Linked DNA regions of Mus musculus: region 1 is linked to region 2. Evidence: chromatin loops called from intact Hi-C (ENCODE). Cell type or tissue: heart. All regions are shown on one strand.

Region 1 (8,000 bases), 450 kb before region 2:
GGACAAGCCATCTCCTCAGCCACTCCCCGTCCCCAAGCCACTTTGGTCAAAGGAAAGTTTAAGCAGAAAGGCCACACAATCTAACTTGTGGACAAAGGAGAATATCCCGGCACAGCTAGGAGGCCACTACACCCTGAGGTGGCTGAGACTTGGTGGTAACTGGGCCAAAGCTATGGCGGTAGGGATGGTAGGATGTAGTCAACCGTGCTGTGGTCTCTGAGTTGAGAACTCAAGTCTGGTTCTACAATGACAGGATGATATTGCTGACACAGTGGCAGGTTGCCATTGCTAACACACCGCTGTTGATGAGAGAAAGTTGGGTCTTCAGCTCTTCTCATTTCTCCAGCTTATTTTCCAGATCACATGGTCAAACACTTAGTTTTATGAGCTGACTAGTCCCTTCCAAAGCTCTTCAAGCTGATATGCTGCTGACTTAGAACAGAGTCAATAAATACCTGTGTCTCTATTCAGATTACACTGTCTTGTGGCTGGAAGCTTGGGCATTGAAAAAATGAAGTCTCTGTAAAATAGATGTCAGCGAGTGGAAGGAAACCTCAGGGTCTCCAGGCTGGCTTCCCTGTGGCCCACTGTGGGGAGCGGGTGTGGCGGCAGTCCCAAAGGCGCCAGGGACTGCAGCTAAGTCATATGACTTGCACCTGACTTCCTCATATAAGACACAAACATCTTGAGTGCTGCGCAGGTGTACCAGGATACAGGTGAATCCAATTTGGTGGAGATTTGCCCCTGCTGCCCTGATTAGCTGAAGCTGCGTGCCTGGTGAGGTGGCGTGGCCTGCTGTGCGTGGATGGGAACTGAGAGTATAAAAGAGTGAGAGGCCCAGGGTTCGGGGGAGATATAAAAACAAGGGAGATATATAAACAAGGGAGATATAAAAACAAGGGAGATATATAAACAAGGGAGATATAAACAGGGGAGATATAAACAGGGGAGATATATAAACAAGGGAGATATAAAAACAAGGGAGATATAAACAAGGGAGATATAAAAACAAGGGAGATATAAAAACAAGGGAGATATAAAAACAAGGGAGATATAAACAGGGGAGATATAAAAACAAGGGAGATATAAAAACAAGGGAGATATAAACAAGGAAGATATAAACAAGGGAGATATATGGAGAAAGAAGAAACAGGACTGAATAAATGTGTGCAGAAGGATCCTGTAGCAGCGTCGTTCTTCCTGGCCTGTTGGGCGCGCGCAAGAGTTGGTGCTGAGACCCGGGATGAGACGAGAAGACCTGGGACAAGAAGACCTGGGACGAGGAAACCCGGGAAAAGAAACATCTTCAGTCACGAGCGAAGACCCCCTGCTACAGGGAGGATTCAGAACTGCATCACAGGGAAGAAGGGGTTAATAAAGGTTCCCATAAAACAGACTGTTGAGAAGGATCCGGCGTGGATTCAGAACTCTTCAGCTGGGGAAAGGTACTGATGAAGAGAAAGAAGAGAGATGAAGACTGAATAAACTGCTGTTAGAAGGACTGGTGGTCGCATCGTTCTTGCTGGTCGAGAGCGGACGCGACAATTGGTGGCCTGTACGGGGAACCGACTCCCCCACCGAGTTCAGAACTTTCAGCAGTCAGTGGTTGCCGGCAGGGTAAGTTCATGGACCAGACGGAACCTCTTTGGGTGCCGGAGAGATTGGTGAGACGCTACAAGAATGAGGCTCCTGATCCAGTTGCCCCTGTGGATGTGGTGGATGATCCCACAAGCACAAAGGATGGAGCCGAGATGAGAGATCCTTTCGGTGTTCCAGAAGCGCCAATACCAGCTCGACATGACATTCAAATTTTTCCACGCTTTTTGATCCCTGAATTTCCCTTAAAGAGATAGCCCCTCTGGCTATCTATCCCTTGCTTCAGGGAAGATGAGCAGGGATGAGAGCCCTGGGATGTATGCTTGTTATAGTGTGTGTGTGTTTTGTGTTTGGCACATGTGTTAGGTGCAGAGTGTGCGGGTCCGCACTTTCGCCATGGTAGCGTAGGCTTTTGCTGCAGTGGAGGCGGGACAATCTCCTCAGATTCGGTTTGCCGCTCTAAAAGAAATTATGCTGCGTTATGCCATGGGTTGCGAGGCTAAGCACTGCACAGAGGATAGCTTGCTGTTGGCATCCTGTGGAAGGCACGTCTGATTGCATGAAGGTTCAGTGTCCTAGTTCCCTTCCCCCAGGAAAAACGACACAGGAGCTGGCCAAGACCTCTCTGGGTGATGAGCCTAAGGGATGGTTTTGTGTAGGGCCCCTATGCTTGCACACTGGGGATCAGACCTCTACCTTCACCCATGAGGCTTGCTTGCAGCAATTAAGATCTGGCCATAGGTTAAGTAACATCCTGGCCTTTTGATGCACCTGCTGCAAGCAAAACACAATCTCCCCAGGAGTGGCTTGGCATGATTGAGAGGTAGTCAGTGATAAGACTCCCTGGGCATGTCACCAACCTAAGACAGGGATCAAACCAATGCTGTTTGTCACCCAAGGACGGGTAAGGGGCATGGCTGCGGGGGGCTTTCTACAGACATTCTCTCTGCCAAAAAAGAAAAAAGGGGGAATTGTGGGGAGCGGGTGTGGCGGCAGTCCCAAAGGCGCCAGGGACTGCAGCTAAGTCATATGACTTGCACCTGACTTCCTCATATAAGACACAAACATCTTGAGTGCTGCGCAGGTGTACCAGGATACAGGTGAATCCAATTTGGTGGAGATTTGCCCCTGCTGCCCTGATTAGCTGAAGCTGCGTGCCTGGTGAGGTGGCGTGGCCTGCTGTGCGTGGATGGGAACTGAGAGTATAAAAGAGTGAGAGGCCCAGGGTTCGGGGGAGATATAAAAACAAGGGAGATATATAAACAAGGGAGATATAAAAACAAGGGAGATATAAAAACAAGGGAGATATATAAACAAGGGAGATATAAACAGGGGAGATATAAACAGGGGAGATATATAAACAAGGGAGATATAAAAACAAGGGAGATATAAACAAGGGAGATATAAAAACAAGGGAGATATAAAAACAAGGGAGATATAAAAACAAGGGAGATATAAACAGGGGAGATATAAAAACAAGGGAGATATAAAAACAAGGGAGATATAAACAAGGAAGATATAAACAAGGGAGATATATGGAGAAAGAAGAAACAGGACTGAATAAATGTGTGCAGAAGGATCCTGTAGCAGCGTCGTTCTTCCTGGCCTGTTGGGCGCGCGCAACAGCCCACCACTCACACAGTTTTTTTTTCCAACACTCTGAGACGACTTCAGCTTTAGGAAAAAACTCAGACATTTGTCATTCGAAATTCTTGACTCTTCCCTGCTTTACCCACTAGCTGGGGCCTTTCATCTGGGCTGTGAAATACTATGATAGATTTCTTTATTCCTTCTCCCACTTTTTTTTTTTCTTGAGGAAAGGAGAATGCTCGTGTTTTCTAAACCATTGCATCTCTGAGTTGAGAAGAAAGTGTTTGTTGCTTGTGAAAAATTAGCCAGTGGCTTAGCATGGTGTGCGTGTGTGTATGTGTGTGTGTGTGTGTGTGTGTGTGTCTTTGTGATCAACCAAGGGTCTTGGGAGGAGTAAGTGAATCCAAGTAGGAAGAAATGGGCAGAAAGAGGGAGAGGGAAGTTGACCTATCAGGGGAGTTAGTGCACCAAATAGATTTTAGGGGACTGGGATGGGGGGCAGGGGACTGACAGTTTGGAGTCGCCCATGAACAGGACTAATTCTAGATGCAGAGCTCAGCCTGTTCACCAGCAATTTTCTGTGGGTCTCAGGAAGTCAGAATATAAGTGACACTATCTGGCAACCAGGAGGTGGCAGTAGAGGTCACCGCAAAGGGTCACACTTGGACTGTCATAAAAGACTGAGCTTTGTGCTGGCTAGTTTTACGCTACAAGCTAAAGTAATCTCAAAGGAAGGGACTTTCATGTGAGAAAATGCCTTCATAAGATTGGGCTGTAGGCAAGCCTGTAGGGCATTTTCTTAATTAGTGACTGATGGAGGAGGGCCCAGGGGAGGAAGGTGGTACTACCTCTGGGCTGATGGTCTTGGTTCTATAAGAAAGCAGGCTGAGCAAGCCAGGAGGACAAGCCAGGAAGCAGCACTCCTCCCAGGCCTCTAGGTCCCTTCCCTGCTTGAGTCTCTGCCCTGACTTCCTTTAATGATGGACTAAGATGTGGAAGCGTAAGCTAAGTAAACCCTTTCCTGCCTCAGATTGCTTTGTCCATGGTGTTTCATCACCACAGTAGCAACCCTAAAAGAAACAGAAATTGGTATCAGAATCATGGGAAGTTGCTGTGATAGGCCTGACTATGTTGTTTTGGAGGGTTGTGGAAGGACTTTGGAACTTTGGGCTAGAAAAGCCATTGAGTGTTGAGAGCTCTGGGCTATTCTGTAGGAGCTTGGATGGTAAGACTGTTGAGAGCCGTGCCGAACATGGAGGCCTGGCTTGTGAGGTTGCAGAGGAATGCAAAGACTCTACCAGGTCATTTGCCTGAAGACTCTGTAGTTCTGGTTAGCTGGGGCTGAAGAATCTGCTGTGGTTAACAAGATACCAGAAACACAAACCCGTGGTTTGCTGGGACAATGGATATGGATGAGCTGGGGCTGAAGACTCAGCTCTGAGTAAGAGACCAACATCATTAAGATGATAAGCTTTGTCTCAGACACAGCCAAGGTTGGCCTTCATGCTGGCAGCTGAACTTTGTAATGTGCAAGACTCAACCAGGCGGTATTGTTGGTGAAGGCATAGAGGGGTCACGGAGAGCAGCTAAGGCTTGGCACCATGAAGCAAGCCCAGGAGAGGTTATTGGTGAAACCCAATTGCAGCGGAATTGGTGAAACCCAATTGCAGCGGAAGACCCCAGCATTTGGAGATGCCAATACCATAGGATGATCATCAAGAAGAGCTGCAGCGGTGGAGTGGAGCCGGCCTGAGCTCAGAAGACAAGCTGTGTGTGCTGTAGAGCCAGAGAAGTGACCTGAGCCCATTAGACATTTTGTTATTTACACAGTTGGAGTTTGGTTTTGCTTTGTTGAGGTTGTAGCTGCCCTCCTGGTTCTTCCTCTTTGGAGTAAGAAAGCATTTAAGATACTTATTATTTTACAGCAGCCCATAGTTGAGAGATTTTTAACTTTTAAAGAAATTTTGGAATTTTACAAATTCTTTGGATTTCAAAACAGAATTTGGGTATTTTAAGAGACTTCAACCTTGCCGGGTGTGGTGGCTCACACCTTTAATCCCAGCACTTGGAAGGCAGAGGCAGGCGGATTTCTGAGTTCGAGGCCAGCCTGGTCTACAGAGTGAGTTCCAGAATAGCCAGGGCTGCACAGAGAAACCCTGTCTCGAAAAACCAAAACCAAAACCAAAAAAAAAAAAAAAAAAAAAAAGAAAAAAGAAAAAAGAAAAAAGGAGACTTCGACCTTTTTGTATGAAATTTTAAAGATTGGGATTTTTAAAGCTTGAAATGTTTTATATTGTAATGTTCGTAGTAACGTGTGATCTTGGGGGTGAATGGGACAAGAAAGGTTGTGGCTCAACAGTGATGTGCTTGTGTGCTGTGCTGCTTAGTGTATGTCAACTTGACATAAGCTGAAGTCATTTAGAGGAGGGAATGTCATTTAAAAATGCTTCCATACATCGTTCAAGAGAGCAGGCCATGCACCTTGCCTGGGTGGCACAGTCGAGCTGACCCTGGTGTTGGGGGCAGGGTGAGCTGGCCCTGGGGATATGAGCACAGGAGAGTTGGCCCTGCAATTCCTCTGTTGTGTGGAGGCATGGGTGAGGGAGAGATCATCTCCCTTCCTTGCCCCTCTGGCTGCAGCACTTGAGGGAGCAGCCTGCCCTGCCACTGGGCAGTGCAGTAGAGCTGGCCCTGTTGACATGGGTGAGAGGAGGCCAGCCCTGAGGGAGAGCTAGCCCTGCCCCTTGCAGGCTGAGGCATCAGGTGAGCTAGCCTGGTCAGTTCAGGAAAAAACACTGGTGATGTGGATGCAGGAGATCTGGCAGGCTGGTGAACTCAGCTACCACCCAGGTCTAGATCCGGGGCTTTGAGTTGGCCCACCCCAACAGCTACCCAATCTATGAAGTGCTGGAGAATATGAAGGGATCAGTCCTGCAGATACAAAAATGCAGGATTCCCATGACACAAGGCAACAACAGAATATTTTAGAGGAGTCCCAGAGAGGATCCAGTATTGATAGAGTAGCAGAAACCAGAGCCTTGAACCAGACTCATTACAATGAACATTTGCAAGTAAAGATGTGTAGACAAAAGAGTATGCTGTGTGAGACACTACAGCTTCCATAACAAGATTTTAAAAAAAAATCTTCTTTATTTCCTTTTTGGGGATTGAGGAGGAGGTTGCAAAAATGGAGGGCAGATATGAAGGGATGGGAAGATGAGTGGGATTCGCTTACATGATGTGAAACTCACAGAGTCAAAAAGTTAAAAAAAGATGCCTCTCCAAAAAAGAATGCTTCCATAAGATGGGGCTGTAGGCAAGCCTTTAAGGCATTTTATTAATCAGTGATTGATGTGGGAGGGACCAGTCCGTTGTGGGTGGGACCATCCCTGCACTGGTGGTTCTGGGTTCTATAAGACAGCAAGCTGAGCTAGCCAGAGTGAGCAAGCCAGTAAGCAGAGCATCTCCATAGCCTCTGCCTCAGCTCCTGCCTTCCAGTTCCTGTCCTAGCTTCCTTCAATAGTGGACTAAAACATGGAACTATAAGACAAGTAAGCCCATTCTTCCCAAGTTGCTTGGCATGGTGTTTCATCACAACTATAGAAACTCTAACTAAAACTAGATTGTAGAGTAGTTTTGGGGTGGCCTTGGCAGGTTCTGATGATAGTAGAAGAGGTCTCATAAATGGGGCCAAGGCATTTTGGCTTAATCTGTAGGCAAATAAAATGCTATTTACTAAAAGAAGAACTAGGCTTGGGAGGGAGAAGCACGTAGGGCTTAGAATAAGAAAGTTTGAGTCACTTAATGGACACCCAGATGCTAATGTCTGGGAAGGGCTTGGTCCTCTGAATGATGTTCAAGAAGATTAAGGAATTAAATTAGGGAGTCTCCATGGCAATTGAGATCCTTTCGCTATTCTAAATGATGGCAGTCTAAGCGATGTAGAGACAGAGATAAGATTCAAACTGATTAATAAAAAAATTAATCTTTTCTATTCAATAAGTTTGACCTTTATCCTTATATCCATTTCCATAAAAGAGGCTCCCCTAAATACCTTTTTAAAAAACATCAAAAATATCCCCCCTTTTCCCATTTAAAAAAGTTCTAGGACACATAAAATAAGGCCACACTTATTTCTTTTTCTTGTCTTCTGGCATGGGGTCTATGGGCGGCTCCCCTATGTCACGTTGCTGCTCTCTGAGCCAGTATTACCATCACTGGGCCCTCTCCCTCTGAGCTGTCAATCACCCCTCTACCCCCTCTCCTTGTCCTCAGGAGTAGACTGCCTTCCCCATTCTGTTGGCTCTCAGCTGTCTCTTCAAGGCGTGTCTTCTTTGTCTCCATCCATCGGCTGTGCACTTTGTCCTTCTCCTCCTCAGCTTTGTTTTCCGCTTGCTCTTTCCCGGGGATGATGCTCTGACTGCACTCAGCTTGCTCTGCTGCCTCCTTTCCCCTTCTCCTCCCGCCTTCTGCAGGCCTGTTCCTCCGCCCATGCAATATCAGCTGCAATTTTCGCCATGTTTACTCTCATCTTCGACCGTATAACCTTTTAAGTTCACCGTTAAAGGGATCCGTGCTTTCCAGGAACCTCTTCTCTTCCTGGTGTCGCTCCTTTATCTGGAGAAGCTTGGCTTCTAGTTTCTGAGGAACCATTAAAGATTGGACCTGTTATCTGCACTCCCGGGAGGCCAGCTCTCTCTTGGTGCTATTTGGGTATGAAGCCTAAGAAGAATGAAGACCATAATGTGGATGCTTCAATGCTTTTTAGAAGGGTGAACAAAATAGTCACAGGAGGAAATATGGAGACAAAACGT
Region 2 (8,000 bases):
ATTAGGAAGATAGAGAAAGATTGCCTTAAATGATAACAGAAAGGGTGGGGTTTTGTTGGTTTGGGTTAACGAGGCTCGTGTTTGCCTGCGAGTGGCCACATGGTGGCAGTGGTGCTAAAGGAAAGGCAGGCCCTAGCCTAGAGTCTTCCCTAGGGGTTCCGACCCTTCAGAATAGACAGGAATTCTTCAAAAACCTCAATGAAAAACCACTCTCAACTAGGTGTGGTCACTCAATAATCCCAGGACTCAACTTGAGTGGCAGAAACAGAAGAGTGGACACAAGTCCAAACCCAACCTGGCCTACATAGTGAGTTGCAGGGTAGCCTGGGCTACATAGACACTGTCTCAGAAACAAAACAAGGTGTTGGAAAGATGGCTCAGCAGTTATGAGCTCTTACTCCTCTTAAAGAGGCTTAAAGACTGATATTCTTTAGTCTAAAATATTTCTCCACAACTAATGAGCATTTTTCTTCTGTCTTTGTCAAAGTACTAAGGGACACTACTACCACATGTTTAGCTTAAAGTGACTTAAAATCTAGCAGACATGACCAATCTATACTGATCACACATCGAAGCCGGCATAGACTGCGTTCCAGACACTGGGTCTCTGCAGCCCAGCCTAGCCTTGAACTTGCGGTCTTCTTGCCTCAGCCTCGGAACTGTCAGAACAATTAAACCTCTACCACCATGGCCAGCCATAGTGGTTCTTACCTGAGCTTGTCTCAGAGCACCTTAGAAGGCTTGCTGAGGCAGACGGCTGGATCTCAACTCGCAGAGCTTTTAGAGTGTGTAGGTGTGGAAGAAACTTGGAGAATTTTCCATTCCCAGGAAAAGGTGGTAGAACACAACTCAGAGGGACCAAGCACGCTGTACTCTAGGATGCAAGATGGAGATCCGTTGGCGACTCCAATCCACTCTGAAGCTAATCACTCTGAGCCACTAAAATATCCCTTGGCCGCCCCTCTTCATCGCTGGCTGAGCACGGCAGGCAGGCTTTCAGGAGTTTCCAGTCAGTGCCTTCCAGGCTTCCGTGACGTCCTCCTCGTGTTATTTCTCAGCACTCTTCGACCTCTACACACTTCTAGTGCACTGGATAACAATGCTGAAGCTGGACTAGAATCTCAGCAATCCAAGGCGCTGAGGCAGGAGGATGAAGAAGTCTGAGGTCAGTGTGTGCTACATAGCAAGAGCCCGTTTCAAAACACGGCGGCGATAACAAACACTGGTAGTGGCAGTGAAAACGTCTTCCAACACACCGCATTCTCAGTGTGCTTCTAGAAGGCTTTTACGACAGACAAGGTGGCCTCAATGAGGAAATTCAGGGATTTTTCTAGTTCTCTTACTGCACCACAAAAAGAAAGCCCACTGAAATGGGTCCCTAAAGCAAAGCAGGGGCTCCCATCAAGACCTACGGGTTGGTGGGAGGAGCTTAAGCCTCTTTGGCTTTTGTCAAGAGTCTCCTGTGGACCACTTCCTGTTCTGTTCTGCCTACAGAGCCGACATGACGAAATATGATAGAGGTTGTTCCCCAAAAAGGAGCCTCCTCACCCTTGGAAACCCAGGTCAATGAAAGTGAGACCCGAAGGTCCATGGAGGCCCTGACAAGATGTCACCAACCTTGGGTTTCACCTCCAGCACAGAATAAATCAGATGTGTACATACCTGTAATCCCAGCACCCAGGAGGTAGAGACACAAAGATCAGAAGTTCCGCGTTATCCTTAGCTTCATTGCAAGTTCAAGGTCAGCCTGGGTTTCATGAGACCTTGTCCCAAAAAATAAGACCAACACAAAATACCGCCGTGCTCAAGTGAAGCCAATCCAGGCAGGCAGCATATAACAAGAATCAACTCAAGCCTGGCAGAGAGAGCATGACTATAATATCAGAGCTCCAGACGCAGAGGCAGGGCAATCAGTAGTTCAAGGCTCGCCTGGGCTACATAGTGAGGTTTTTTGTTTTTTGTTTTTTTTGTTTTTTGTTTTTTGTTTTCGAGACAGGGTTTCTCTGTGTAGCCCCGGCTGTCCTGGAACTCACTCTGTGAGTTTTTTTGTTTGTTTGTTTTCAACAACAAGAAAAGAGATTAGAAATGTCCTCTAATGTATAGGTTGGGTAGCAGAAGCCACAGCTTTTTCCCACAACCAGTATTTTCTTCCTCTTGTTTCTCAGCTGGGACCGAGGGTCCTGGTAAGCTATTGGCCTTGATTATGAACCTCAGTTTAGGGAATTCAGGGGGAGGATTTAAATGTAGCCAGGTGAGGGAGTCACCAGGATACAGATAAAGGAGAGATGAAAGGATGAATGGTACCTGGTAGATGAATCATCTTTGTGGATGGAAGCTCTCACTGAGCAGAGGCACAGCCAGAGTAATGTCATGGGCGTTTATCTCTGCCCACGGCTCTCTCCATCTCTCACCCTAATGCTGGGTAGGGTGAGGTACACCACTGAAAGGGAGTTTCCCTCTTTTCCTCAAAAATAGTCCCTATATTCACCACCGCAAATAAAAGTCTCAAAACAAAACAAAACAAAACAAAACAAAACAAAAACAAACAACCCTACATTCTAAAAATTGCCAATTTTGGCTACATTACCAAGAATAGTAGCTCTCGGTGTGGTGTCCTCTCCCCACCCCACCCCCCTGCCGCCTAAATTTCAGCATGGCTGTGCTGATTGATGGCAGAGGCCTGCGATCTGTTAACAAGCCTTCCAGGTGGGCCCAGGGCATGCAAAACGCTAGCGCTTACTTGGGGTTTCATCTGAAGTACAGACATGTGCCAAATCAGCCAGTTTGAAAGGAGTTTTACATTCAAGTCTTAAGAGTTGGGTGCCAGATGGAGTGGCTCATGTCTTTAATTTCAGCACTCGACAGGCAGAGATGGGGAAATTTTTGTGTGTTTTAGACCAGCCTGGTCTATATAGTGAGCTCCAGGACAATCAGTGCTAGGTAAGGAGACCCTGTCTCAAAACCAAACCAAACCAAAAGAGAATACACAACCGTGCTATCAGAGTTCGAAGTTGGGCACTCTGACTGAGACAGTGTGGGGAGCCTGCCCCCTAGTGGAGAAGGATAGGTTGGCTCCGCTGCACAGGTTGGTTTAGATATTTATTCTTAGTTTAGGGGAAACTCATTTCTACCACTGTTCCAGAAGTTTTATCACCTCCAATTACAGTTGAGAAACTCGGTTCAGTAAGGGTCACCGAGGTTCCAGCAGCAGAGAGATTAGAACCCCAACTCCCTGCTCTGAGCCCCAGGAAGGGTACTGCCTGTGGCATAAGGAAGTCGTGGAATTGGCAGGCAAGGATCCCCTGAGTGAAGGTTGTCCATCTCATACACATAACTGTGAGAGTCGGTGGTTTTCTACCTCGGGAAAGCCTTTGGCTAATTGTGGAGAACATAGTTCTGACCAGCACAGATGTCAGCGTTTTCTTTTAGGCTCCGCCCACAGTTACCTAGCAACATCCAGGTATGTCTGACTCACTATAAAAGGGACTGCTTGCTCCCTCCTCACTCTCTTGCTCTCTTACCCTCCCTCTCTGTTCATTCTTTCACCGTTACCCTCCCTCATCTCTCTCCACGCACTCCTGGTCGGCCTCTCCTCCTCTGCTCCTACCGCCCCCCCCTCCCCTCGTCTGTCTGTACTCCCTTCCCAACTTCCTTTCCCATGCCCTAAATAAACCCTATTCTATACTATACATATCTCTACCAAACATCCTTGGCTCCCTTTTCCTTCTTCTTTCTTTCTTTCTTTCTTTCTTTCTTTCTTTCTTTCTTTCTTTCTTTCTCTCTTTCTTTCTTCCTTTCTTTAATAAAACAGCAACAGGAAACAAACAAATAACAATAACAACACACACACACACCCCTGCCAAAAACAAAAAGCAAAAAACAAAACCCACTCAGGGTAAAGGTGGTGGGGTGTGCATGTGCGTGTGTGAGTGCACGTGCGCGATAGCCCAGGCAGTGATCTGAGTCCTTCTCCCGGAGCAGGTTTGCTAGACTCAGGAAGGTAAGTGTGTGAGTGATGTGGTTCTGGTCTAATGTTCTTAGCTGAAGCAGCCATGTAAGAAAGAAGGGGATTGACACAAAGATCAGCCCGCCCCCTCCCTCTTCCTAGGAACTCAATTCTCAGCTCCCTTCCAACTCGGGGATGCAGCCTATAGCAAAGCTAAACTTGTGCAGGCTTTGGTGGCATGCTGGAACCCAGATGGTGAAGGGCAGACCACACTTGGACTTAAAGTGTGACCACTTAGCTATGCATGCCTCTTGTCTCTAGATGTAAACCTCATATTCCTACCCTGAAGGTGGCCGTGAGGAGCCATTGTTCCTCCTGCCAGTGTGGCCAGGTAGGATGAATCTTCGCCCACTTTTTGTAGTCACTGGTTTGTTTTCCTGATTGGCTGATCTGGCCACGTTTCCATTTCTTCACACACACCCCACCCCCCAACCATAAGGGGATGACTATACTTACACACACGGAGGGAAACTGTGTGACTGACTTGGACAATGAAATGTGAGCAAAAGTGATTTATGAACCAGCACAGGACTAAGAATCCACTGCCTTCTGCTACACTGACTGGGGGGGAGCCCATAGTCATTCAATGCTAGCATATAGCTGGGGACAACACTGTCCATGGAGGAGAGTCCGGTGCACAGCAGAGTGAAAATTAGCCTCTGTGTTGAGATCTACGGTTGCTTGTTACCACAGCAAACCCTGATGCACGGCCTTCCAGTCCGTTCGAACCCTCATTACTGTGTTTGGATCACGCGGTCTTTTCAGCTCCGAAATACATCACCATCTATTGTCCTTATGTCCAGCGAAATTTTACTGCTGCCCTAGCAGGAAATACATAAGGAATAATAAGTCGGGAAGAGTCTTTGAATTAAGGGCTGGGAGAGAATTGGCCAAGTGGGAGGGGCTAAAGCTTTGTGGCCCACATTTCCTCACTCTTCTGACAGGTCCACGGGTGCAGAGCACGCACAGTCTTTTACTGAGTGCTGGTTCCATGTACCAAGCTGTGGGCTTGGACAATAAGATGAATCAGATATGAAGGAGCTCATAAACCATGGAGGGGACACCCAAAACACAGGAGGAGGAGGAGGCAGAAGAGGAGGAGGAGGAGGAGGAGGAGTCGGAGGAGGAGGCAGAAGAGGAGGAGGCGGAGGCGGAGGCAGAGGAGGTGGAAGAAGAGAAGGAGGAGGAAGAGGAGGCGGAAGAGGAGGAGGAGAAGAAGAAGGAGAAGGTGGTATCAGAAATCAAGGGCGAGCTTCATGGATGCTGCAGGGGAAAGAGCAGCAACACTTAGAAGAATGGATTGAATTTGATCAGGGGGTTGTGGCTAGAGGCTGTCAATCTTTGAAGCAGAGGCAAGTGTTGGAGGAGGATGCTGGAAAAGAAAATTAAGGAGAGAGATGTAATGAGCTTTAAAACGTGGAAACCATTCCTCTTATTGAGAATGTACATTATTCTCGGTCCTTTCAAAAGGCAGGATTGTGTCCCTCACTTCACAGATGATTGAAACCAAATGGAGGGATTAAGTAACTTGCCCTAATCTTACATCAAGAACAGCTGGATTAATGCTCAGATGGCTAACTCTATATGCCAGATGTTCTTCTTTGACTCATAAGCAGGATGTGAGTTGACAGATGTGCATTGGAACAAAGTTACACAAAGGGTAGTTAACTTGTTTAAAACAAAATCAAAGCATCTGGGGGACACTCAGTGGGTAGAGGCTCACTATGCCAACCTGAACTGGCAGGAATGAGGGTCCCAGATGATGGCACATTGAGTGGGAGGACCAGGGATAAGAAGATAAAAGCAATAGCTGGGGCTGGCAGGTCTTGCATGAGTCAACGACTTATTCCATGCAAGTTTATTAAGAAGCTCAGCATCTCAACTGGACAAGATGACATGCCTTTAATCCCAGCATTGGGGAGGCAGAGGCAGGTGGATCTCTGAGTTTCAGGCCAGCCTGGTCTACAGAATGAGTTCCAGGACAGTCAGGGCTACACAGAGAAACCCTGTCTAAAAACAAAACAAAAAAACAACAACAACAACAAAAAAACCCCAACCAACCAACCAAACAAACAAACAAACAAAAAACCCCAAACAAACTAAAAGGAAGTACAGCATCTTATACACCATCTTATAGGGAGAGAGTGGGCCAAGGTCAGCAGAGAGCTAAATGAGCCAGGGCTGGCAAAGAGAACACAGGATACCCGAGGCACAGCTGCCTGAGGACTGAGAGCCACAGCCCTTTAAGGGAGAAAGCTGACTTCCCTCAGAAACAGGAATCTTACCTCCCCTGAGGCCCAGGCCCCATCCCTGACCAGACCCTGCCAAGTCTGTCTCTGGGCAAGGACGCAGAACTAGATTCCCTTTGTCCCTTTCACCGGGGTCAGCCTGGCTCCCAACTCAGAGCAAGCTTGAGGACCTGAGTTCGGATCCCTAGCACCACAGGGAAAGCTGAGTTTGGCAGCTCTTGCTTGTCATCCCAGAGATGGGGAGGCAGGGTCAGGGGTGTCCTTGAGATTTGCTAACTAGCCAGTCTAGCCTAATTGGTCCCAGTGAGAGACCTTGTCTCAAAGAACAAGGTAGCGGCTGGGGATGTGGCTCAGTGGTTAGGAGCACTGGCTGTATAAGCTGGAGGACCTGCGTTTGACTCCCCAGCACCCGTGTAAAAGCTGTCATGGCTGTGCACACCGGTAATCCTAGTTCTGTGGGGATGGAGACAGAAGATCATTGGTGCTTGCTGGCTGCCAGCCTAGCTCTAGGTTCATTAAAAGACACTGTCTTAAAGGAGCAAGGCTGAGAGGATAGAAAAAGACCCCTGGCTTCCTCCTCTGGTCTCAGTGCACAGACACAGGTGCACACTTGCCACACTAACCCCAGCACACACTTACATACACAAAACAGCAACACCAAACGCCACCAAACCCCCAAAGTGGACCTCTCTTGAGGAACGATACCTGAAGTTGACCCTCAGCTTACACACACACACATGCACACACGCTTGTACATGAAACACACGTGATAACCATATGAGTATCGGTTCCACACACATGGGCACACACATTTGTATATAAGACACATACAATATCAGCACCAGAAAACAATTACATGTGAATTGAGAAGAAAAAAAATTAGGACCAAAAGACAAAGTTGGTTTTTTTCAGAAAATGTTCTTGAATTTCATTGGAGTATTAAAAAACAACAGTATTGAATTTATTGTTTACCGAAGGAATAGAAGTGACTTCCTAAAGTTAAGTGGTGAATTGAGACTGGTACCTGTGATTCTCCTGGAATTTAGGCACCTGGGGAGTTTGTTTACAGGCTCATGGGCTCTGAGGGGTGGGAGTGTGTGTGTGTGTGTGTCCTTGGACTAAGTTGCCAGTTTCAGGGACACCAGAGGACTACCTGTGCTGACACATCTGCCCACCAGACACCAGACTGGGATACTAGAGGGGCTACTCGTGGTGACACATCCTACAGATGTATAATGGATACACCTCAACTAGAAGTGCCCTTTCCTCCCGACCCCTCAAATCCTCAGAGTCCCAAATTCCTACTCTAGAATGCTCTTCCCTCCCTCTGCTACCCACAAATCAGAGAGAGACTGACCATGTGACTTGCCCCTTCCTCTGAAACCCACAGGATAGGGGAACCCGCCCTGGTTCCTGTGCCTGCATCCCCTTCGGAGCCCCACCTGCTCATGTCTGTCTATCCATCAGTTCCTGGTGTTCTTTTGGGTCCTGCTTTTCAGGAAGGACCTGAGTGATCCTACAGGCTGCAAAGGAGGTAGTTTGTGGAGATACCGATCTCCCAAGCAGGAGGCTCCTCCCTTAGGCTGCGATTACAACATTACTACTTTCAACACCGACAGCTATTTTGGTTGGTTTGTTGTTTTGTTGGAGATAGGGCCTCACGTAACGCAGTCGTGAACTCCCGATTGTCTTTTCCTCCAGTGGCTGGGATTCCACACATTTGCCGCCACACCTGGCTAATGATT

The links. A loop is a pair of places that touch in the nucleus more often than their neighbours do. Peaks named below come from ENCODE experiments on the same cell type or tissue, not always from the same donor. Only the 100,000 strongest peaks of a DNase experiment are listed, where the experiment ranks them.
Region 1: it touches region 2 in a loop (4-fold over the local background); 7 of 42 quality-filtered maps call a loop at or near these places.

What each region holds. Positions count from the first base shown.
Region 1 is chr4:57,448,245-57,456,244 of GRCm38, forward strand. It overlaps a transcript of Pakap not described here and the pseudogene Gm12539. Among named protein-coding and RNA genes, the nearest start is that of 1700042G15Rik, 88 kb to the left of the region's middle. In heart, a CTCF peak has its summit at 3,821 (motif pointing right); no DNase peak of the experiment used is centred here; H3K27ac peaks cover 389 bases.
Region 2 is chr4:57,901,347-57,909,346 of GRCm38, forward strand. It overlaps D630039A03Rik (RIKEN cDNA D630039A03 gene), which reads right to left. Exons shown (of 2, transcript NM_178727.2): 2 at 7,038-8,000. Among named protein-coding and RNA genes, the nearest start is that of D630039A03Rik, 11 kb to the right of the region's middle. In heart, CTCF peaks have their summits at 101 (motif pointing right) and 3,053 (motif pointing left); a DNase peak (open chromatin) is centred at 3,055; H3K27me3 peaks cover 303 bases.